3 separate regions of the Mus musculus genome follow, and all the other regions are linked to region 3. The links are chromatin loops, found by intact Hi-C in ENCODE. Cell type or tissue: left cerebral cortex. All regions are shown on one strand.

What was found. A loop is a pair of places that touch in the nucleus more often than their neighbours do. Peaks named below come from ENCODE experiments on the same cell type or tissue, not always from the same donor. Only the 100,000 strongest peaks of a DNase experiment are listed, where the experiment ranks them.
Region 1: a loop joins it to region 3, with 19 times the contacts of the local background. A loop is called at or near these places in 15 of 42 quality-filtered maps.
Region 2: a loop joins it to region 3, with 2.2 times the contacts of the local background. A loop is called at or near these places in 3 of 42 quality-filtered maps.

The regions. Positions count from the first base shown.
Region 1 is chr14:48,521,191-48,529,190 of GRCm38, forward strand. It overlaps a transcript of Tmem260 not described here. Among named protein-coding and RNA genes, the nearest start is that of 4930572G02Rik, 36 kb to the right of the region's middle. In left cerebral cortex, a CTCF peak has its summit at 3,124 (motif pointing right); DNase peaks (open chromatin) are centred at 3,119, 4,008, 5,521 and 5,770.
Region 2 is chr14:48,577,638-48,585,637 of GRCm38, forward strand. No RefSeq gene overlaps it. Among named protein-coding and RNA genes, the nearest start is that of 4930572G02Rik, 21 kb to the left of the region's middle. In left cerebral cortex, a CTCF peak has its summit at 4,627 (motif pointing right); no DNase peak of the experiment used is centred here.
Region 3 is chr14:48,982,580-48,990,579 of GRCm38, forward strand. Gm36024 (a long non-coding RNA gene) reads right to left here and starts at 2,526. Exons shown (of 2, transcript XR_383418.2): 1 at 1,073-2,526; 2 at 1-627. In left cerebral cortex, a CTCF peak has its summit at 3,335; DNase peaks (open chromatin) are centred at 3,302 and 3,866; H3K4me3 peaks cover 51 bases.

The DNA of each region.
Region 1 (8,000 bases), 460 kb before region 3:
GTTGGTCCTCAGGAGCTGACCACCTTGGCTTTTTTTCCCCCTTTTTGGAATTATTTATTTACTTTATGTATAGGAGTACGTTGTCCCTCTGTTCAGATGCACCAGAAGACGGCATTGGATCCCATTACAGATGGTTGTAAGCCACCATTGTGGTTGCTGGGAATTGAACTCAGGACCTCTGGAAGAGCAGTCAGTGCTCCTAACTGCTGAGCCATCTCTCTAGCTCCAATCAGCTCCACTCACCTTGGCTTTTCAAAGGCTTTTCCTCTCACTGGGCCCTGTGTCTGTCAGTTAAACGAGACTGGCATGGAACACATGCACATAGCATACCCAGGGTCTCGCATAAGTGCTAGGGAGCAAGTCAGCTCTCCTTGCTTGTGTGGCAAGCCCTTTACCATCTCCCCAACTCGGTGTGCAAAAACGTAATAATGCAATTTAAATTGCCATGACAACTATAAATAATGCTATTGAAGTTATATAGATAATTGGTAATCACAAAAAGGTAATCACTGAGCGAATAAATGAAACCAGTCCCATCAATTAGGGAGATATGTCTCAGTCTTGCATGTATGTAAGAATAAACAGACAGATCAATAGACAGGTAGGTAATAGATGAAAGATAGATGATAGAGATATAGATAGATGATAGATAGATAGATAGATAGATAGATAGATAGATAGATAGATAGATAGATAGATAGATAGATGTGTAAAAACCACGTGTTTATGATTTATCCCACGTGGCCCATTCCCACTGCCATGACTAATCTCCTTATATTCATTTTTCAAACCTATGGGATACCAGAAAGAAGCCTAACCATACTACCCTCTCTCCAGCTTCTCAGTCTCAGAGTTTGCCATCTATACATTTGATACTATCCAGTGTCCTACCAATGATTCTGATTCTAGAGCTCAGGGACTTGGAAAAGAAGACTCCTTCCTGTCAGCATCTCCACATACTTGCAGGGTTCACCTAGGGCAGGAAGCTCAAGGTCCTGTGCACATAGCCATTGCTGGGTTCTCACCTGCAGCCTGAGGTGAAGGTCATAGATTTCTCAGGAGGGAAAAGTGGCCTACGTATCTTTCTTTTATTTTTTCAAGTGAGCACTTATTCATAAACTCATTAAAACTTTTTTCTTAATAAGCATTTCCTAAGCTCCTAAAACAAAGTCCAGATGTCCCAGGCCTGAGTAGTAACTTTCAGACAGGTACTAAACAGACAGGGATGCTAAACCCTAGAAAGGTGCCCCTTAGAGAGGGGTTGGGGGAGGGCAAAATGAAAATATAAAAGGTACCTAAGGATCCCATTACCGCTAACAAAGCTTCCCCACCCACAGGAATCCAGCACACTTTCTAATGGCTGGGAACACTGCTTAAGAAATGGTTCCCACTTCCTCTCAGCGCACGGTCACTAGTTTCCACCCACCGAGGTGCCTGCATCTCCATATCTGGTTTTCTGGAGCTCTGATGAATCCACAGAGGGCTACACTAGACCCAAAAGGGGTTGTTTAGCAGCACATTCCCTTTGGCACATCGCTGCACACACCCACACCTCAGTCCCTTGCCTTCTTTGGCTGCTTCTTGACCTTCTGCTGATCTTAATGGCATTGGAGCTTTACAAAAACAGTGCTGTCTTCCCACAGCAAAGAAGTGTTCTCAATTCTCCATCTACCATGATCACAGCAGAGAAAGCAGATGAGAGGGTAGACAAATGTGTGTCTCTGGTTCAGGCTCCTACCTAGCTCTCCTTACAACCACTACTTGGGTTCCTCAATGGCCCCCTGATCTCAGGTAGCCTTGACACATGTCCCTGTTCAGCCCTGCTGGAAAGCGGGCCCTGATTCCACAGAGCACCAACAAAGAACCCTTGCTTGCTTCTGTAGTATTCTTACCCCGATGTCGTCCACTCATTAATTGTGAGAAAACATTGCACAAGCAAAAGACAGCCAACAAAACACTCGGTGAGCACCGTCCAGATGTCCCAACATCATGAAAGATAGAGAAAGGTGTCACAGAGCTAAGAAGACCTAATATAGACATGGCAGCAAAATGCACACTGGTGAGATTAAAGCCTTTGGAGTGGCCCACAGCCTCTTTCTTGCTGGTGTGCATTTCTGTGAAGTCGTGTGAGACATTCACAAGGTGAAGTTGGGTAGACAGGTGCTTCCCGAATAATCTTTGTGACACTGCTGTAATTCTCCAACCTTTCCAAAATAAAGGGATTTAAAAGAAGCTGCCACACAAAGCAGCTATTGCCCCCTCACTCTTTGTCATCTTTTGTCGACTGCTTTCAGGCCTTGGGCAGAACAAAAGAGAGAACAATGCTCTTTGCTGGTTGGGCACACCAATGATCAAAGAGATAAGATTCTTAATGACAAGGGCCACAGCCTGCTACCAGACAGGCCATTAGGGTAGGTGGCTTGCATTGGCCCTAGGCCCACACTCCCTCTCTCCCCTCCTCCTTCCCTCCCTTCCTCCTTTCCTCCCAGTGGCCATTCAGATGACCTGGGTGAGAACAGAGCTTCTCAGGAAGCCTGAAGTTCTGAGTCCAGAGCTTAGGAAGGCTCTGAGGAAGCCTCTGTGCCTTAATGTCCCCAAAGTCAGCAGGCTCATACCCAGCTCAAAGCCAGCAAGTCCACTCTCAGATTAGTGGGTTCTAGATTCTTCTTCAGGGAGAAAAGAGAGTGGAGTTGAAACACCCTTAATACCCTAATTCTCTCAAAAGATGATTCAGACTTTTGTAGCTTCATTAGCATTTGCAGATAAAAATACATTTTAAGTGGCATTATGCTAAGTAATTATTCTTACAAGATGTGGAATTAAATACATTTCCCTCAGCATGAAATTATTCCTGCCACGTACTGAGTTGGGTGACAGCTTAAAAAGAATTTGGACAGGGGGTTGCCACGAAAGGAAGAAGCAATCTATATTCTTGAGGCGGTGGGGGGAAACCAACCCAAAATATCCACCAAAGGTAAAGTCCTTGTAGCAAAATCATTTTGGCTAGATGGAATATTAAACCTGCTACTATAAATTTCACGCTTTGCATTCCTAAAGCAGACGCAGAGAAATGATGCCAAAAATTAATCAGAAATAATGCCCGCCTTGCACGCTTTTTCCAGTAGGGGGCAGAACAGATAAGACTGTGTGCGCTGGAGACCTCCCTAGACTGATAATCAGGCTTGTTTGTAATTGCCTCTGTAAAGATATGTAGCCGCATGCTTGAATGCTTATTTACATTTTGGGATGTGGTTGGGAATAGAGGCTTTCGATTTAGAACTTTGTTTCTGTCTCTAAGTACATGGGAGACTTTCAGCTGTCGCGAACCTTGTATTTACCAATGCATGGTGTTCAATTGCTGGATTTAATTGTTACAGTACAGTGAATTATTCTATTATTTCTAACTATTTTTTATCTGGAAAATTCAAACTTTCCAGGCTTTAGGGCAGGATAAAATGGCTCTGAGCATGTCAGCGTCTCAAGAGTACATTATTTTCTTATTGGATTGCATTAACTTTACAGATGAAAATTTGAAGGAGAATTAGAAGGCTTAGAGATGGAAAATTCGGAGAAGAAAAGAATTATGTCTTCAGATTTCTGGAGGGGCTAGCTGGTAAGTCACTCTGAAGGCTGATGGAGCTAATTCCTATAGCATAGCAGACCTGAAGACTATCACAGACAGGCGCTGAGTCGTTAAGCAGGGCATGAATCTCGGAGAACAAGAGAATTGCCAACACCCTGATTATCCAGGGTCCACCCTCCTCTTGTAGCCAGCACAGATTTTTCTCTTTTTTAAGATTTATTTTGGCTTTAAATTATGCATGAAGCGTGTGGGCTCGAGAGCCACGGCATGTGCGTGGAAGTCAAAGACAACTTAGTGACCTCAGCTCTCTTCTTTCACCTTTCTGTGGGCTCCAGGGATCGAGTTCAGGTAGCCACGCTTGGGCCTTGGCAAGTGCCTTTCGCTAGGCGAGCCACCCACAGGCCCTCTAAATGCATGCCTCGCTGGTAACTTTCCACAGCCTGGGAGGGGTTTTTGGCCCGTTCCACTTAGTTTAAAATACAAACATAGCCTCCTGCCTCAGATGCACAGAGCCACCCCTGAAGGGACAGCTACATGACATACATAAACAAACATTCACCTGTAAGTGCTCTAATTGACTGCAAGGCAAAGCTGAAGGAAAACAGAATGTAATAAAACCTAACAGGCAAAAAGTAAAGACAAAAAAGACTGTAGGCCTCCTCCTGCCAAGAACTCACTATTTCCTGAGTATCCGGTGGCGGGGAATGGGCAGCCACAGGCGACCCAGCCCATGCTGTCTGATCAAACCTTCTGTAGGCATCAATCTGATGGGCCTGGAATCCTGGCTGTCACCCCCCCACACACACACACAGCTCCTTCTCACAGCCTAGGGCTCTGCAATAGCTTTAGATGCCACCTCAGGATCGTGGGACCTAAGAATCATAGGTGGGAACTGCCACAGAGCTTCCAGGCGAGGGAGGAACACCTAAGTTGGACCAAGGTTCTACTTGGCCCTCTATGCCAGCGGTTCTCAACCTGTGGGGCGTGACCGCGTGGGGGGGGGGTGTTGCAATCAGATATTTACATTATGATTCGTAACAGTAGGAAAATTACAGATCTGAAGTAGCAATGGAATGATCTAATGGTTGGGGCTCAACACAACATGAGGAGCTGTGTTAAAGGCTTATAGCATTAGGAAGGCTGAGAACCAGTGCTCTGTGCTCTTTGTAGTTTTAAATTTTGTACTGTGAATAGCTATTATGGAATCTTCAAGGCAATAGACGGTTGGGTTTTTGTTTGTTTGTTTTTTTTGTTGTTGTTGTTGTTTTGGGTTTTTGTTTATTTGTTTGTTTGTTTGAGAGAACAAAAGAAGAAAATGGTCTCAATCAAGGCAGTGCTCGATTTGTGAACATGAAAAATCTGACTTGAATTCCCTAGAACTTGTCAAAAAAAAAATCTAAGCATGGTGGAACACTGAAGAGGTAGAAACCAGTGGGCCCCTAGGGTTCTCTGGCTAGCCAGCCTAGTCAACTAACTAGGCACATTCTGGGCCAGTCAAAATACCTGTCTTAAGAGAAAAGGTAGCCAGAGAAGTGACAGCTGAGCCAGTCCCTGGCTACCACAGATATCATAAGCACGCTTCCTCACAGACATACAGACATACACTGGGGGGTGGGAACAGACAGGCGGATGGGCAGTTGGACCTACAGACAGACAGACAAACATCACAGAGAACTGCAAGCTGAGCCGGCAGAGGAATGACTTGTGGCGCCCTCCTGTCTGCTAGGGTTTCTTGTTCTTGTGCTTACGGAGTGAGTCTCCCTGCGAGGGTTGTGCACTGTGCATCTTGTTACCACGGTCCCTTTGAGATCTGACTTTGTAGAGTTCCATCACTAGCATGCTTCGGTGTGTGCTAGGTGACAGAGCAGAGAGAAGCGCTTGTCAAGGGGAAGGTAGCGGTAGCGTTAGAGGAGTTCACCCTGCGGGATTCACGGTTTGGGCTTTAGGCTGAGCTCCCAGCCTAAATGAGAGCCCACACACATACGGGTTTTCTTGTAAAGGACAGACCTGCCCCCAGCAGGTTTGCTAAGAAAGATGTCTTAAAGCAGCAGAGATGGCTGTCACAAATACACAGACATGCACGGGGGTGGGGGTGGGGGTGGAGGGTGGGGCAGACAGACGGACAGCAGAGTTGGCTGTTGGAATCGTAGAAGTCTCACTCAGCTCCACAGGACCAGACCATCTGGAACTGCAGTTTTCTTCAGCCAGGAAGTTCCTTGACACAGTGGGAGCTAGTGCTCCAGACAGCACAGCTACTCCCAGGAAGCCACCACAGTCAGAGAGTCACTGCAATGGCTACATGCAGAATTAGCTCCGTACCAGACAGAAGCCACGCCGGCCTCACCTTCACCACATAGGCAGGTCACCATAGGTGGTGTATGACAAAACTTTTTCTGGGGACACTCGTGCCTGATAGAAACCCCACAATAAACCAGGAGGATTACAGGGTGCACCTTTAATCCCAGCACTCAGGAGGCAGAGGCAGGCAGATCTCTGAGTTTGAGGCCAGCCTGGTCTACAAAGGGAGTTCCAGGACAGACAGGACTATACAGAGAAACCTTATTTCAAAAGGAAAGAAAGAGAGAAGGGGGGGGGGGAGGGAGAAAGTGAGGGAGAGGAAAAAAGAAGAGAGAAAGGAAAGCAAAGGGTGATGGGAATTCCTGTTTCCTTTATGAAGGTGACTACGAGTCCAGAGAACATTCACCACGACATTCATTAGAAGGGAGGAGTGAAAGGTGTCCACCAGAGCATCTTCTGATTCTCCTCAGAGCTCTGTGTGTGAGTTATATAAGTCCTCAGGAGCCTGCAGGCCTGGAGCAAAGTCATGCTACAGGAAGAGAACTGCTGACAATAGCATCCTGGTACCCCAGGGACCTGAGAGAGACTGCCCAAGACACACTGCTCCAAGGCTGGTGGAAGCTGGAAGTGAACAAGAAAGGTAACGACTGTGATAGGACAAGAGGAACCACAGACTGCAAGGGGGACAGGAAGTGCACAGAGCCACCACAAGGTAATCCTGCAAGCCACTAAGGGAGATGCCCACATCCATGGAGAGTCACCATGTGAGTCCTGCAGAGGAAGGGACTGTTATCAGCTGTGCTAGGTGCTGTCTCAGTGTACCCAGGGCAAGCAGGCCAGGTGTCCCAATGTTTTAAGATCCTCGTGACTTTCACCATTGAGCGTTTACTCTTAACACGGCCCACTTACCTTTAAACACTTGCTACATGTCAGGTATTATGGGATACAAGCCAGGAGGAGCAGTGGTGCATGCCTGTAAGCTCCAGCATTTGGAAGGTAGCCACAGGAGGATGGAAGGTCGAGCTCATCATTGGCTACCTATGGAGCTCTGGGATAGCCTGTGCTAAAGAAGACCTTGTTCCTCACCATAAGCCAAAGAAAACAAGAAAAGAAAAACTCAGAAAACAGAAAAGAAAACGAACCACAACCTGTGGCCTTTTTTTTGCAGGCATGAGGTAGGTAAAAGAAGCAATTACAAGCTAGGGATGGTGGCGCATGCCTGTGATCCCAGCACTCAAGAGGCAGTGGCTGGTGGATCTCTGTGAGTTCAAAGCTAGCCTGCTCTAGATATCGAGTTCTAGGCTACCAGAAGATACAAAGTGAGATCCAAAGAAGAGGAAAGAGATACGCAGGAAGAGGGAGAGGAAGCAGCGGCTATTACAGGCCAGGCCAGCCGTAGTGACATGTCTGGAGGATGAAGCAAGGGATGTTTGAGGGCACCCTGAATGACATCATAAGAGTCCTCAGAAAGCAGAAACAAGTCAAAGGGATGGTTGTTTCTATGGAAAGAGAGTCAAAGGCAGATGGTCCGCAGCATACAAAAAGAAAGTACTTCTAGCTTGGACATCTGTAACTGAGTGAGACCTATTCTCTGAGACCCAGCTGGGGCTGGCTAGTGGCTTGCTCCACATCCCATTCTTCTGGGGTTCGCAAAGTGTGCCCTTTGCATCAGGACAATAAGCTAGCAGATAAAGATCAACTCTGCCAGCATGTCTCTAGTCCCTGCCAACATTTCACTGGCAAAGGCATGCCCTCTGCCCTGCCTTGCCCCACCCAGATCAAAGTCAAGGGTAAGCAAGAAAAGTGTCTCAGGAGGCCGTGCTACTCTGCTGTGAATGGGACAGGCAAAGAACTAATTGTGACCCTGTCACCCAGTTTAGAACTATATTGTAGCCATTGGCAGCGATGAGCATCTTCTACGGAGACATTGTATCCCTCCCTGTGGCTCTCAGAGTATTGAGACCATGGTCCCCAAGAAAGTGGAACTTCCCAAGAAATTACATGCAAAAAGGAAAAAGCTGGTGCCAGCCAGAGGGAAGACTTGTTCCTGGGAAGAGATTTCACCCAGCTGACAGCTTACCAGGACCATGAAAGAGAGACTGGAGATGAGACCCTGGTA
Region 2 (8,000 bases), 400 kb before region 3:
AAATTAGGATACCCACCAGACATGGTGGTCTCCAAAGTAAACAAGCTTCCACAGACTGACACAGCCCTGGAGAGCCAGACTACAGAACACCAAGACAAGGCCATGGAGGAGGAGGACGCTGGTAGCTCAGACACACAAAAAAATGTTTTTCCCAAGGAGCCATAGGTTGCGTTGTTCTTAAGCCTCACATAGTTGTTTTTGTTTGTTTGTTTGTTTGTTTTGTTGGTGGTGGTGGTGGCAGTGATGGTGGTGATGGTAGTCGTTTTTTCCAGACAAGGTGTCTATGTAGCCCTGACAGTCTTAGAATTCTCCAGGCTGGCCTCAAACTCCGAGATCTTCCTGCCTCAGCCTCCCAAGTGCTGAGATTAAAAATGTGCACCACCATGCATGGCTTTGCCTTGTGTGTTTTTGTTTTATTTTGTTATTATCATTGCTACTGCTGCTCTTGCTTTAAAAAAGGTTGTTTTTTTTTAATTTAATGGTGTGTGTGTGTGTGTGTGTGTGTGTGTGTGTGTGTGTGTGTGTGTGTTTTCCATCTAATAGAGTCTTTACTGTCTTTACTCCAGTAAGGAATTTCCTTTGCTTCCCCCACCCCCACTCTTCCTCCCCTACCTTCCCCTACTCTTCCTCCCCCCCCCCCCCAAAAAAAAAAGCTAAAGCAGAGCCAGCCTGCCTCCGTTTTAGGCTTGGAAGCCATCTTACAGTAAAGACAAACTAGGCTCATTTCTGTTTGTGATTATCTCTGTTTCTCAAGGGCTGGGCTATGCCCACCTGTCACCTTAACTGCAAATGGTTCTGTGCTGCTTGCTCCAGGATATAGCAACCAGGCCTTTGTTTTAAAAAGTTGTTTTTAACCATTTTGCAACCCTACCTTTGGTTCAAAAGATTGTTTGACTACCTTGTTCTGACTACCTTGTTACAACCATCTGCTATCATGCCTCTCTTCTGCTCCTGAAACAGGAGCTCGTTATGGCAACCTTCTTATGCCTCTCTTCTGCTCCTGAAACTCAGCCTATTTTGTACAGCAAATCCCACATTTGGAAGCCCCTCCCCCCGAGCTATAATAACCATGTATTCCTTACATTCAGTACTGATTTTTTGAACCCTGATTTTGATTTTAGGGAGAGACAGCCCATGTACATGAGGCATATATATATACATACACACACACACACACACACACACACATATATATATATACACACATCCATATATATGTATGTATATATGTACACACACACATATCTATGTATATATATAATTAATTAATTTGGACATGATGATTTGGGTTGGTGGTCTTTCTCTGGAAAGTCTGGGATTAACATTAGCCTTGTCCTCATAATTGTCTTGCCTTAGCCCCATAAGTGATGGGAGTGGAGGCCTGAACCCCCACACCTGGCTAAATACCACATTCCTTAGAAGTTTTCAAGGAGGCATTTTGGAATCTCCTTCAAACGTCAGGTAAGTCATCAGCTTCTAGATATTAAAACTCAGAGGTTTTGTTCAGGGATGAGGTAGATGCTCCATCGTGGAGAGAAACATTGGCTCACCTACTGAACAGGGAAAACAGCACCTGCAGCTGAGGGAGACCCTGCCCTCGTACACACTTACATCTTATTTTATTTTCAGCAACCAGAAGAACCTTAGGGCTTTGAAGTATTTTGCACTTCACTGTAGCCTCTGTCTGGGAGGAAATGGGGTAAGTAGGCTGTGGCGATGGGGAGCCCCTGCTCCACCCCGCGTGCCCTCTGTTGTGAGGGAGAGACAGGGTGGGTTGGAATATGGGTAGGGATGGGGATATTAGTCTAGGGCTACCTGCTCCTCAGAATGGTTGACAATTTATGAAAGAAAGGTAAAGTCTCTTCTAGCAAGCAGTTGCTTTTAGGGAACACCTACTCCGCAGAGTGAACTGTTGTCCCTGGACAATAACCCTAAAGGGATACAGCCTCAAAAATGTGGTCCATAGGTGACCAGTGTCCAGGAATCTGAGTCGCAACAGGGAGACCATTTCAGAGGGCCTGAAGCAGACAGGGGACCATTTACCTCAGCGTACTTGAATGCTTATAGTGCCAGGAGGTGAGGAATGCCATCGGAGGCGAGGAGGGGGCACATGATTATCCGCGCTTGGTTGTCCTAAACGGCGGTCCCGCAGAACCCGATTATACTAATAATATTTTCACACACAAAAGGAAAGGCACCATTGCTGGATATTTTGTTTTGAGCAAGTGTCATTTTCTCCCCCATTTGGAGGAAATTTAAAATGTAATTTTGTTCTTTCCCTTACCTAAAAAAAAAAAAAAGTCATTCTCAAAATGGCCCTAAACGCCAGTTATAAGACTCTCATAGTGAGGTTTTAGGACTAAGATGTAGGTAACAGTGTTTGTCCTGACGGCTTTCAGCCTCAGGTGAGTTAGCTTTTGTAGCCCCCAGTTCAGAGTCCTACCAGGTTCAGCTCCGGGATGAGCAGGCTTCCTGGTTTGAGTCTGTATTCAGTGTTGCAGGCCCAGTACAGGTTGCTGGCACTGGGCACTGGCTCGCTTGCTTCCTGGGACACGCCCTGTTGCTGCAGCTGTTTCCGGCTCATACAGAACCAAGAAGGAAAGCTTCTCCCCCAGCTAGGCCACACCACTTAAACCAAACCAAACCAAACCAAACCACACCACACCACACCACACCACACCACACCACACCACACCACACCACACCACACCACACCACAATGATCTCTGTACTCTCCTCATTTTGACCTGCCCCCACCCTACAGGAGTGAGGTGGCCCAAAACCCTTCCTCCTTCAGAGTGATTCCTAGTAACCCCCAGAGTCGTTTTTCTAATTAAATAAACCTCATCTCGTCTAGCTTCCTGGTCAGCATTTTGAACCCCCTACAGATGGGTCTGAAGGATTAAACAGCAAATCCTCGGCGACCCAGCTCTGGCAGATGGGCGGCATGTGTCTGATAAATACTCGGTCGGGGCTGCTTCCTCCTGTTCCTAACAGATAGACAGAACACCCAGCAAATTAATTTTAAAATGGTGCCCCTCGCAACCCTTAAGTGGCAAAGGAGGCCAAACACAAATGATATGAATTTCATATGGGGAGCACATTATCACTTCACAATAACTGAGAAAAATAACCTGTAGAGTAATCGGGACCTCAGGGGGAGGCTGGGTCAGGAGGTTTATGCTCAGCCCAGAGAGCAGGCCGCCAGCACCCCTGGGGTCCCACCTTCCAGGCTTGTGCTCATTTGCATGTCTTTCTGCTTTAGCCTTTCCTCCTGGCACTTCGGGTGCCTTTGGAATTTGAAGGCAAGATGGACCGGAACATAGTACCTGTATGCGTTTTGTGTTAGAAAAAGGCTGGATGTATCAAGGGAAGGCACAAACAGGTCCCAGTCATTAGAAATGTTTGCATTGAAGGATTGATAACCTAGCGTCCTAGAAAGGAAATGGTGACTTCAACTATGAGAGAAGGGTGACTTATTTAAGGAGATGCTATTTTGAAATGCTGCAGAACAGCCGACAAAACCCGGGGGGGCTGCAGCTCCGTAGATCCAAGTCTCAAGGATTAGGTTGTAAAATGTCCAAGTCTCTCTTTCCCTCTGAAAAGTGCAAGCATAGTCAAATATCTGCATTCAGCATTAAGAGCTATGCATGACAGGCAGTGGTGGCGCTTGCCTTTGATCCCAGCACTTGGGGGGCAGAGGCAGGCAAGCCTTTGTGAGTTGAAGGCCAGCCTGGTCTACAGAGCAAGTTCCAGGACAGCCAGGGCTACACAGAGAAACCCTGTCGAGAGAGAGAGAGAGAGAGAGAGAGAGAGAGAGAGAGAGAGAGAGAGAGAGAGAGAGAGAGAGAGAGAGAGAGCTATGCTTTAAAGGGGGAAGTTCCTCTCTACATACAAAGGACAGGACTCAGTCCTGGAGATCACTTACCTAAGGACATGCAGCTACTTTCTTGAAGAGGGCACAGCCAGTTCTCTAGGGTTTTTATCAGTCCTCAACTGGGATGGTGTCTGCAAACAAACGTGAATTCCTATAAAGTGACTCCAGGGACTCTTGGAGGACACTAACTTGAGGTGGCTGTCTGAGGGGTCGCGGGGATTTGTAGAACAACGTGGACTGGTTCTAACTGACCACTATAATCTCTGTGCCTTGCTTAGCTCTCTTTTTCTTTCTTAAAAAGGTGACTAGATGTTTACATTTTTGCTCTGGACTGTCCTAGTTTGTCTGCCTTGTCCTGAAAAGGAAGTGGTCTGTGTGATGAGCTACACGTCACCTGACATGTTTTCACTGCTTACCTCCCTGCACTAGAGAGCCAGCAAAGACTGCAGAAACTTTCTGTGTTTTCCTCACTGTATCCTCAGTGCTTCATCCAAATCCTGCTGATACATGGCAGGTGTTTAGTAATTGGACTGTACGTACGTAAGTATGAACGTATGTATGCATGTATGTATGTATGTATTTTATGGTACTAGGAACCAAACTAAGGAAACTCTAGCAATGAAAAGTTCACGTCCTATCACTGAGCTCCACTCCCAACACAATTTGTATATTTAATATTTTTAAAATTTACTTTATTTGTATATGTACATGTGTTTGCCATGTATGTGTGGTTACCCTCAGAGGCCAGAAGGGGGTGCTTGACCCCTAGGAGCTAGAATTACAGGCAATTGTGAGCCACCCAAAGCACAGATGCCAGGAGCCAAAACCAGGTACTCTGGCATCAGAACACACCTCTAATTATTGAACTATCTTTCCAGCCCTCTGACTCATATATTTAAATTTTTATTGTTATGATTATTTTTCTCTGTGTGTGTGTGACATGTGTGTGTGTGTGTGTGTGTGTGTGTGTGTGTGTGTGTGTGTGTATGTGTGTGTGTGTGTGTGATGTGTGTATGTGAATGCCCAGGAAGACCAGAAGAGAGCATGGAGCCTCCTAGAATTGGAGTTATGTGCTGTTGGTGCTGGGAACCAGACCCAAACTCTCTAGAAGAGCAGGAGTTTAGCTTAACTTACGGGGCAACATTTCTCCACTCCATAACTTATGTGTTTTAAATGAGTAAAATGTATGACCTCAGAAGAGTAAGTTTTCTTGTTTGATTGATTTAAACATTGTTTAAAATTACATTTATTTATGAAGTGTGCACATGAAGAAGGTTGGAGGACAACCATTAGGAATCGGCCCCCTCCTCCTCTCCTCCCCTCCTCCCCTCCTCCCCTCCTCCCCTCCTCCCCTCCTCCCCTCCTCCCCTCCTCCCCTCCTCCTACCCTGTGGATCTTGGAGACGGGCTCAGGCTTGGCATGGCTGCCTTTACCTGCTTGAACCACCACACCACCTGTGTGTTTGTTTGTTTGTTTGTTTGTTTGTTTGTTTGTTTGTTTTAGACAAAGTCTCACTGTATAACCTAGGCAGGCGTTGAACTAATGACCTCCTGCCTCAGACTCCTAAATGCTGGCTTTCAAGAGCCAGGTAATCCACAAAAAGAAAGACTTCTGCTTCTGTGTCTCTTATCCCTTGGACAAGTCCCTGAATTGCTCTGCTCTCTTCCTGGACTCGTCCTGACTGATAGACAGCAGAGCCAGCTCTGCCAAGAGATGATATCACTCACCAGAAGAGAAATGCAAGGCACAACTACCCCAGCTACTTGTGTTTGCCCACCCTAGTGATACAGGACGGAAAACTTGTGGTGCTGTGGATGGAGTGTGAGCCAGGTACCAAAGCGCCCTGCTGGGGCAACTCCCAGAGAGCTGCCTGTTAGGAAAGCATCTGGGGCAATCTGACACTTCCATAGTGACCCAACAATTCCAAGTACAGGATTTTTTTTTCTATAAAAATACTAATTGCTCTAGAAATGGTTGTGTATGTCAAGCAGAAACTAGTTAAATGAATTATCAAACCTCCATTGAGAGGGAGAGAGAGAAAGAGAGAGGAGAGAGAAAGAGAGAGAGAGAAAAAAAAGAGAGAGGAGAGTTTTTATGTAACATAGAATGATCTGCCAAATGGATCACCAAGCTGAAAAGCAAACCCAGTGTGTGCCAAGTACACTTCCACATTTTTAATATGGCTGAGAGTGATAAATGGCACAAATATAGAAGCTTAGATGTACATAAAACACGCCCTGGAGTGACATCCAATCCACACTGCATACCCTTGAGAGAGGAACTAAGAGTCTGGGAAACAAGTGTGGAAGGGAAAAACTTCTTAATAGATCCTCTGTGAGCTCTGCATGTGGAATCAGCAACTAGCGCACGCAGAAGAAAAACCACAATGGGCCTCAGTGACTACCTGTGCTCTACACCAGTGGCTCACGCCTGTGGGTTGCAACCCATTTGGGGGTCAAATGACCCTTTCACAGGGGTCACATATCAGATATCCTGCATATCAGATGTTTACATAATGATTTATAACAGTAGCAAAATTTTAGTTATAGAGTAGAGACAAAAACAATTTTATGGTTGGGGTCACCACAGCATGAGGAACTGAATTAAAGGGTCACAGCATCAGGAAGGTTGGGAACCACTGTTTAGAGGATGTTGACCTAGGCATGAAGATTTGCTAGGAGTCTTTGTGATATACCATATGCTCGGTCCCTGTAATGGACATGCAATGAGAAAGACTTTAAAGTTGGCTAAGTGACAGCTGCCAATAAAATAATATTCCGTACAACTTGCTAATTCTATGAAAAATATAAACATACAGAAGAAGTTATTATGGTGCTTAGAATCAGAAACTCACATCTTTATAGCTACATCCTAGTAGTTGGTCTAAAGATGATAACCCTAGACAAAGAGGTTGCATATTAATAATTAATGATAATAATAAATAAGAACTAAGTGTACTGTCCTAGTCAATTCTTCCATCATAGTTGCTCCTGACTTTGGCTTTTTGTTTGTATTTATGAGGTGGCCTGCAGTGTTTGTTTGTGTAGGGCATGATTTCCTGAAGCTAAACCAAATGCAATGGCCTCAGAGTCATACCACGTTCAGATTCCAGTACTACAGTTACTAACTATGAGATATTAAGCAAATAACTTAATCCTTGAGTCCCTTGTTTATAAAGTGAGTTTGTCCTGACACGTGGAATTGCTGTGGGGGTGACTGGAGATCACTCATGCAGAAGGCTTGGTGTGGCCACTGGATACAATGAGCTCTTCAGGAGTGACATCATCTCTGTCATCATTGTGCTCCGTAGTCTGTCTCCCTAGCTTAATTATAAGTGGCATCAGCTGCCTTTTTTTTTAAAGCCAGTTCTTGTTTACAGCATGCCTGATATGCAAGTAAGCACTAAGAAAGTCTGACTGCTTCATACAAGACATCAAAATGTCTCTTAGGTCCAGCCCTTTATGAAGATAAAACATAACATCTTATAAATAGTACAATTAGACCCAAAATAGGTTAAATAATTTCGTTTTAAAATACTCTCTCTGTACAGCACAACGTTTTTGTTCTTAGAAAGGTACAAATGGCCAGTCTGTGGTGGTGCATGCCTTCAATAATCCCAGGACTAGGGAGGCAGACACAGGTAGATCTCTGAGTTCAAGGCCAGCCTGATCTGCAAAGCGGGTCCCAGGACAGCCTGCAGAGAAAGCCTGTCTTAAAAGCAAAGCAAAACAAAACAAAACAAAACAAAACAAAACAAAAATCAGCATAGGGTCTGGAGAAATGAATCAGTGGTTAAGAGCACTTGTTCTTGCAAAGAAACCAAGTTTGGTGTCCAGCCCCTACATGGTAGCCCACAAACATTAGTAACCTCCAGTCCCAGGAAATCTGATGCCCTCTTCTTACCTACTCGGACTCCTGTACACATGTAGTACACATACATACATTCAGGCAAAACACTCAGACATGTAAAGTAAGGTTTAAAACAAAACAAAACAAAACAAAACAAAACATAAAGCAAAGTAGGGGGACTGGAAAGAGAGCTCAGTAGTTACGAAATTGGCTGTTCTTCCAAAGGATCCAGGTTTCATTTCCAGCCCCTATAAGGCAGCTCACAACCTCCTTT
Region 3 (8,000 bases):
GTATGTCTTGCACATTGAGCAATGGTCTCCTCTTGTATTTCCCCACGTTGCTCCTCCCCACCCCTCCCCCTTTCATTAATTCCCTTTGTTTCCCTAGACAGTTTTGATTCTGTTTCATGCCATATATACATACACAGTCTTTATATACTCGTATTCACATATGAGAAATGGCATAGTCTCTCTGAGACGTGATGTCATGATTCCCAAATACTTCCACCTTCTTGCAAATGACCTGACCTCATTCTTTATGTCAACCCCCACCATACGTACAGATTAAGAAAGACTTACGATGTGAGGCACCATCACTGTCTTCCCCCAAAGTCCTCTGTGGTAAGGAGGTGCCAGCACCACTCACACTTGGGAAAGGGCTTACTTACTGCCTCAAAGTAGACCACGAACAGTGGGCTGAGCCTGAGAGGAGTTCTTCAGTCCTGGGTTTACAGAATCCCAGAGTTGAGGACCACCAAGAAAACAGCTTTTGGTTCATAGGCCTTCGAGTCTCTTGTCTTTGTCCATTAGAACCTAAGACGTCATCTTTTCAGGTTCAGAATCAATAAAAGGTGGGGGCAATGTGTTTTCTGTGCTTCCGCATGTGACTTCTCAGCTATTACAATCAGAATGGTGATCCTATGGGAAACAACATTCATTACCATCGATTCCTAAGTGTTAGCCTACACAGCTCTCCTGTACAATTCAGAAGCAGAAAGCGACACAACCCACTTAGAGAACATGACCAACAGTCCAGATAGCCATGCCAGTGGGGAAAAAAAAGTGATAGAAATGGAAATTTCTGCCCTTAGCCCACTGGTGCTACCCTCCTTCGGGCCACCAATAAGCGTTATGATCAAAGGAGAGGCAATTTAAATTTGTTGGGCAGAATTTTTTCCTCCAGCCCATGGGCAAGGCTGTTTTATTTGCTTGGCCCTCTCTAGTCCTAAAACTATTTATGGTCAGATATTACCAAATGTGGGGAGAGCCACAGAAAAAAATTACATTTCTTTTAACCAAGGGTAGGGGAAATAAGTTAATTTCATGCTATTTCTTGAGGTCAGATAACAAAATGCACAGTTACCCAGGAAGAGAAATCACAAGCTTTTCTTCCCAAGGTTGTGAGTCTTGAAAGTAAAAACCGCAGAGTCCAGACGCTGGGTGAAGCTAAGCCTTAAGAGACCCAGAGTTTGAGGGAGAAGCCCAAGCCAGCTGCTCCCACCTTCAGCACACAAGGCCCAGGCCAGTGAAACTCTTACTGGCAATTTGGGCTCCTGTAGCCAAGCTCGACTGAGGGCTGCCATGGCGAAACCAACCCTGGGAGACACACGGTGCCAGGGAAGGCTCTGTTCCACTCTACAACGAGCACGATTCCCTGCAAGGGAAATGATGGCGGTGAGATCAGGCGGGACGTACCGGCTAGGAAGAAGCAGTTAACTCAGAGTAGTACGGAAAGCTCTTGGAATGGGAGGACATCTTAGGAGTTTTTAATGAGGTCAGTTTATGAGAGTCCTAAGGTATCATGTCCTCTTGTCACCTTATAGTGTCTCCCCTCTAATTTGACGTTCATGGGAACAAAGATGTTTGACTTGCCTAAGACATAGCAAGTTGATGGTGAGGTGGGACGGGAAAAAAAGGTCACCCCCCAAGGTCAGTTCCCTTGTACCTAAACTTCACTCTCTGGTTCTGGAAGGGAAGAAACAAAGTAGCATTCAGACTAGAAATGAGTTTACTATGTTTGCAGCCATCATTCTGGAGTCAATTCAACCTATGGACTATAGAATTCCAAAGGCTGCCTCAGTTTTTCCCACAAATCCTGTCTCCTTTTTTTCTCATTAATACCCACTAGGCCAAGAGTTTTGCCCTAAATTCATTAACTTAGAGGCACACTCTAAGAAGAAACCAGGCTTTTGAGTGCAAAGAGTTGAAACTTTCTTCAGGACAGTTGGTAGTAATCAATACATACCAAATAAAACCCTCTTCCCACAAGGGGTGACTAAACTGGCCTCAAAGATGCCTCAAAGAAGTGTCTGAAGGCCACCCCCCCCTCTCTGTGTGTATGTCTGTGTGTCTGTGTGTGTCTGTGGTGTTGGAGATTAAATTCATAGCTTTGTATACTGTCAAGAATGCACTCTTCCACTGGGTCACCCCCAATGGAAGCTTTTGTCTTTGTTTTTTTGTTTTGTTTTTGTTTTTGTGGAGCCAAAGAAAACTGGTGAGCATGACTTTCTGGGTAGTTTACTTGTGAAATAATGATTCTCCCATGATAGGAACATCACAGTTTCCTGGAAGGCTTGCTTAAGGCAGACTGCTTGGCCCTATCCCCAAAGCTTCTAGTTCAAGAGTTCTGGGTGTAGCTACTGGTGACTTAGCATTTAAACAACTTCCCTTGATTGATGCCTATGCTGCTGGTCTGGAGATTCCACTCTGAGAACCACTGTCCTAGATCAAGAGCACAAGAGTAGTCTTGGGGCAGGAGACAACGAAGAAACATGTTTCCTATTTAGTTTTTCTTTCTCTCTCTCTCTCTCTCTCTCTTCTTCCTTTCTTTCTTTCTTCCTTCCTTTCTTTCTTTCTTTCTTTCTTTCTTTCTTTCTTTCTTTCTTTCTTTCTTTCTTTCTTCCTTCCTTCCTTCCTTCCTTCCTTCCTTCCTTCCTTCCTTCCTTCCTTCCTTCCTTTCTTTCTTTCTTTCTTTCTTTCTTTCTTTCTTTCTTTCTTTCTTTCTTTCTTTCTTTCTTTCTTTCTTTCCTTCTTTTTACAGGTTAGAAGCCTCACACAATTCTGACTGACAACCCTAAACCCACCAGTGGGGCTCTGCTTTACCCAGATGTTGCATTGATTGAATGTACTGGGAGACTCTCACATCCCCAAGAGCGAGGGATTAAGGAACCTACAGTTATGATGGTGTTAAGACGGAACTCTGGTCTGACACGAAGGATGGAGACACAAACTCAGTTTTCCATCATTTCAGTCTATGTGGTCCAGACAGACAGAACATCCAATGAATGATGTTCCCAGGCACCATGGTGATGACCTCGAGCTGTCACCTCAGTTGGGCCTCAAGTCAGATCAGCACCTCTATTTTAAAGTGGTGCCCACAAACTGAGTGCAACTTGTATCATCTCCAAATAACCCACTCCCTTCCTTGCCGTGCCACTAACATTGGCAAGGCAATTTCACGTGTGTCGCCACTGAAGTCCCAGGTGGGCGTTAGAAGTGGTATGGTTCCCATTTTACAGATGGGACACGGAAATCTGCATGAGCTTCACCCAAGGTCGAGAGCTGGCTTCCAAACCAGGCTGCGGGAGCTCCGTACACAGTGCCACAGCACCTCTCAGAGGTGGCAGGGCGGAGGTACAGCGAAGCTCTGACACAGCTCATCAACATTCTTGACAAATGAAACAACAGAAAAACAGAGCAAGGGGCAAGCTGTTCCTGCCATGGAGGAGCAAACAAAAGCAATTTGAGGAAATTGGATTTTAATTAAAAAACAAAAACAAAAACAAAAAACAAAAAACAAAAATCATTTGTACAGCGATTTCCAAATAACACAGTAAAATTTATTTCCTACCTAAACCATCCCACGGGGTCCATACGCAGGCCCTCATTCACTAGGGCCCATGATAGACTTTAATCCTCACTTTGGCTGAAGTTTTTACTTTAGGGTTAAGGCAGAAGAACCATTCCTGCAGGAACTAAAATGGCTTTGTTAAAGGTGGTCAGCTCCCAGGACCCGGTGGCGTTCGGAACGCTGGGAGAGAGCTTTAAATATGTATTTATGAAGATGCACGTCCCTAAGCTCAGGCTCCTCCTTGCCTCTTATCTCCCTCACGTCCTGGGTCAGAGCCAGCCCTAGGCAAAGCTGACAAATAGTTTATTTTCAGCACTTCCCCATCCTAATCTGCACTCCCCCCACTTCCCTATAACCACCCCAGGTGTTTCTTTCTCCCTGCGTCCCTTCAGCCAAACTCCATTTTCTGGCCTTCCCAATCAAAACTTGCCCTCCAGAAAGGAGATGATCAAATTTTTCACACTCAAACCGATGGAGCACAACTTGAACTGCACATTAAAGACACCTTTCATTTAAACCACACACACACACACACACACACACACACACACACACACACACACACACACACACACACGTGCGCGCGTGCGCGTGCACGCCTGGCCCGGACCCCACCCCCATCCTTGACCAGCTGCCCGAGTCTCTGACAGTGGGTATAGGTATGGAGAGAACACTACCAACAAAGCGGTACTCCCTGTGTTTCCAAGCTGCAGCCAGGGCTGAAAGTCATAATATATCCATTCATGGAAAGGCTCATTATGTTACCCTTTCTGGAAATACCTTTTTTTTTTTTTAATACCATAATGAAGCCTTAACAGTGGGGTTTTCAGACAAGTTGTGAGTTTGATGCAGCATAACAGAAGCTGTCGAGCAAGGAATGACCCCTGTGTTGAAATTGCTCCCTGGGGAGGGAGATTCCTTTTGCAGGGCTGGGAGGTATTAAGCCAAGTAGCTTTCTGCTTTCAGATCTGCTATATAGCTGAGAGTGACTTTGAACTCCTGATCCTCCTGCCTCTGAGATCATCACCATCATCATCAGAACCTGAATTTGACTTTATTTTATCCCTCTGTGGCTGGCTTCCCCCACACACGAAGTTTTGTCTGGTGTTTCTGTTGCCAGCACTCATTCCTCCAGTTGTTCTAGTTTGATTTTCCTGTGGTCAGACTGTTTTCCTCGAGATCTGACTCAAGATAGCTGTCTAGGACTCTCAGCCTTCCACTAAGGGATTAAGGGGCCCTGGTGGCGGTTCCCAGTTTACCCCGCACTAGAGTTAAGGAGAAGCTGGTCCTACCTCTCAGGATGGACCTCACGGTAGTAGTTCAGTAAATGGATTCAAACCTGAGGCTGAGGCTGCTGTGTTATGTGACTCATCTTGTGCTGGTGATATCTGTCAGTACTTTTATAATAACATCACTCTTTATATAGGGGCAACTACTGGGCAGAAAAAAAATAGACAAATATCTGTGGCACGAGTATATTAGAAATAATAAAATTCATTCATTTATTTACTTACCTATTTTTATTTTATTTTGAGATAGGGTGACAGTGTGTATTTCTGGCTATCCTTGAACTCACTCTGTAGACCAGGTTGGCCTTGAACTCAGAGAGATCTGCCTGCCTCTGCCTCCTGTGTGCTGGGATTAAAGACATGCCCCACCACATCTGGCTTCAGAGAAAATTTAAAAGGAAGAAGAAAAAACAGCACCCTTGCAAGAATGACCCATTCCTACTAAATAGATATTAAACTTCTTTTTTCAGCTATCAACCCAACCAAGCCCCTATATAAATCAGGTTTTTACTGATTTCATTAGGTTTGGTTGCTTCTGGGTAGGCTATACGATATATATATACATACATACCAACAACATCACTGTTTGTTGAGCATTTTCTATACATCTAGCATCTACTGTTACCTTTTATTATAATTTCTTTCATGTGAGGAGCACACTAACCCGCTTATTCATATAGTGACCATGAGCTTTCTGCTAGAGAAAGGGAAGTGTCTGGTTTTGGTAGACACATGGGTTCGGAATGAGATGGTTTAAGTTTGAATGTCTGTCCTGTGCATATTGATCATGTGTCTTTAGACAAGTGCTATTCTTTCCAAGCTTCAGAGTTGCTGCTTCTGTAAAAGGTGGATAAAATACAGTCATAATTCATCAGAACACTGACCACAAACTTGGTGGGTCTTCCTCAGGAGTCAGAAAGGTTTGAGTACTCTGTGCTAGATGTGTGCAGGGTTCTGAGTACTTCCTGCCATTATCTCATTAAGAAAACCCATTCATTTATTTATTAATCTGGTTAGCAACTCACATAGTCAGTAGATCACTTCATAAAGTCGTGCTAGGCTGTGAGAGCCCACAGGAAAGCGGAAGGGCAGGCAGTAAGCAAATAATGAGTCTGGAGGTGGTGATAACTGAAGGGGTGAGTGGTATGCGACTGTGTGTGTGAGTGTGCATGTGTGTGAGTATATGTGCATGTGAGTATATGTGTGAGTGTGAGAGTGTGTGTGAGTGTGTAAGGATGTGTATGTGTATGTATGTGTGTGAGTGTATGTATATGAGTGTGTGTATATATGTGTGAGTGTGTATGTGTGTGTAAGTGTGTATGTGTGTGAGAATGTGTGTGCTATGTATGTGTGTGTTATATGTGTGAGCGTGTTGTGTGTGTTGTGTGTATGTATGTGTATATGTGTATGTATATGTGTATATGGGTGTGAGTGTATATGTGTTATGTGTATGTGAGTGTGCTGTGTGTGTGAGAGAGTGAGAGTATGTTGTATGCAGAGGGAGAGGTTGTGAATTTGGAGGAGTCAATGGCTACAGTTAGCAGGCAAAGATGACACTAAGACACCTTCAAGGAAGATGCAGTAAGAGTGTAAGGCAGGGGAGAAAGAATCCTTTGGGCAAAGGAAAAGCCACCTGTCTGGTCTGGTTCCTGGGATGAAGGCCATCATTGTCTGTTCCCTGGCAGTCTAAGGAGTCTGGATTTAATCCTTGGGCTCAGATTTAGCTCCACCTATCACAGGTCTCAGAAATCCTCATTAAGATTTGATGACTTTTCTACGCAGTTCTCATGAATCAATCGGCCACAGCTCAGGCAAGTGGCAGTTTATAAGAGTACTCAGGGGGCTGGCGAGATGGCTCAGTGGGTAAGAGCACCCGACTGTTCTTCCGAAGGTCCAGAGTTCAAATCCCAGCAACCACATGGTGGCTCACAACCATCTGTAACAAGATCTAACGCCCTCTTCTGGAGTGTCTGAAGACAGCTACAGTGTACTTACATATAATAAATAAATAAATCTTTAAAAAAAAAAAAAAATAAGAGTACTCAGCCGCTCATGACAAGAGCCTGAAAGTCTAAAGGCTGGAAGGATATGGACTGATAGCTGGTTTCCAGCAGATAGTCTGACATGATTTCCCTGTCAATTTTTTATTAGCCTTTAAATACCAAATACACAATTCCCTAAACACCCACACACACACCCCGCGCGTGTGCGCACGCCAAAGAGCCTTTGGAAATGTTAACAGACAGCAGTACTGTAAACATTCACTTATCACATTAGAGTATATTCTAAACACAAAAAGGACCCATTACTCTTTTTTTTTTTTAATCACAGAAAGTTTTGCTCACACAAAGCAAACCCATAGCCCTTTGTCTCACCCAGGTCCCCACTCCAAAGCTTCAATGTCTCCTGGGAAGTGTTTTAGCCCTGAAGTCCAGAACCTTACAACGAAACAAGTCAAATATAACAAAGACTGTCTTTGCTCTGAACCAGGGATCACAGCATTCTCTCTGTTTCAATAGTTTCCAAACGCTTCGCAGTGAATGTGTTCTACTTTAAGAATTTCCCAATTAAAGACCTCAGAATGCAGACAAAACTCTGTCACTCCGGCTTTTCCTTTCCTCCTCTCATTTCTAAGGCCAGTTTGTTTTATTCAGGATTGAAGAAAGGACAGCAAGGACAGTTCGAGGGACAAGAAGCACGTTCCATCCCTACCGTAGAGTGCACCCCTCACTCTGATCCCTCTGTTTATATCTTAGTTTTGGACTTCTTGATTCCGAGATGATGGTTTCATCATGTGGGCCTTTTATGAAGAGTATTGCCCCAGTTGATGAAAACAATAGGCGCACAATGGCTGCACAGTGATCTAGTCTCCAGAAAAAGCGTCCATGGAGATCTACAGGGGGAACAAAGGCTAGGGGACCGTTCAGTAACATGTCTCAAATGTGCTTCCAACAAATTACACAGAGGCATCGGCGACAATATTTCAGCCACCTGTAAACAGAATGAATGGTTAAGGCTCCATTTGATAATTGTATTAGAAAATCTTACAAACTGCTTCTTTTCTGGTTTAGGGAAAAAAAATTAAATCACAGGGGGGAAAAAAACGTCACTTCCTGGTCACACTCGTACACAGCAAGAAACATTTTAATTGT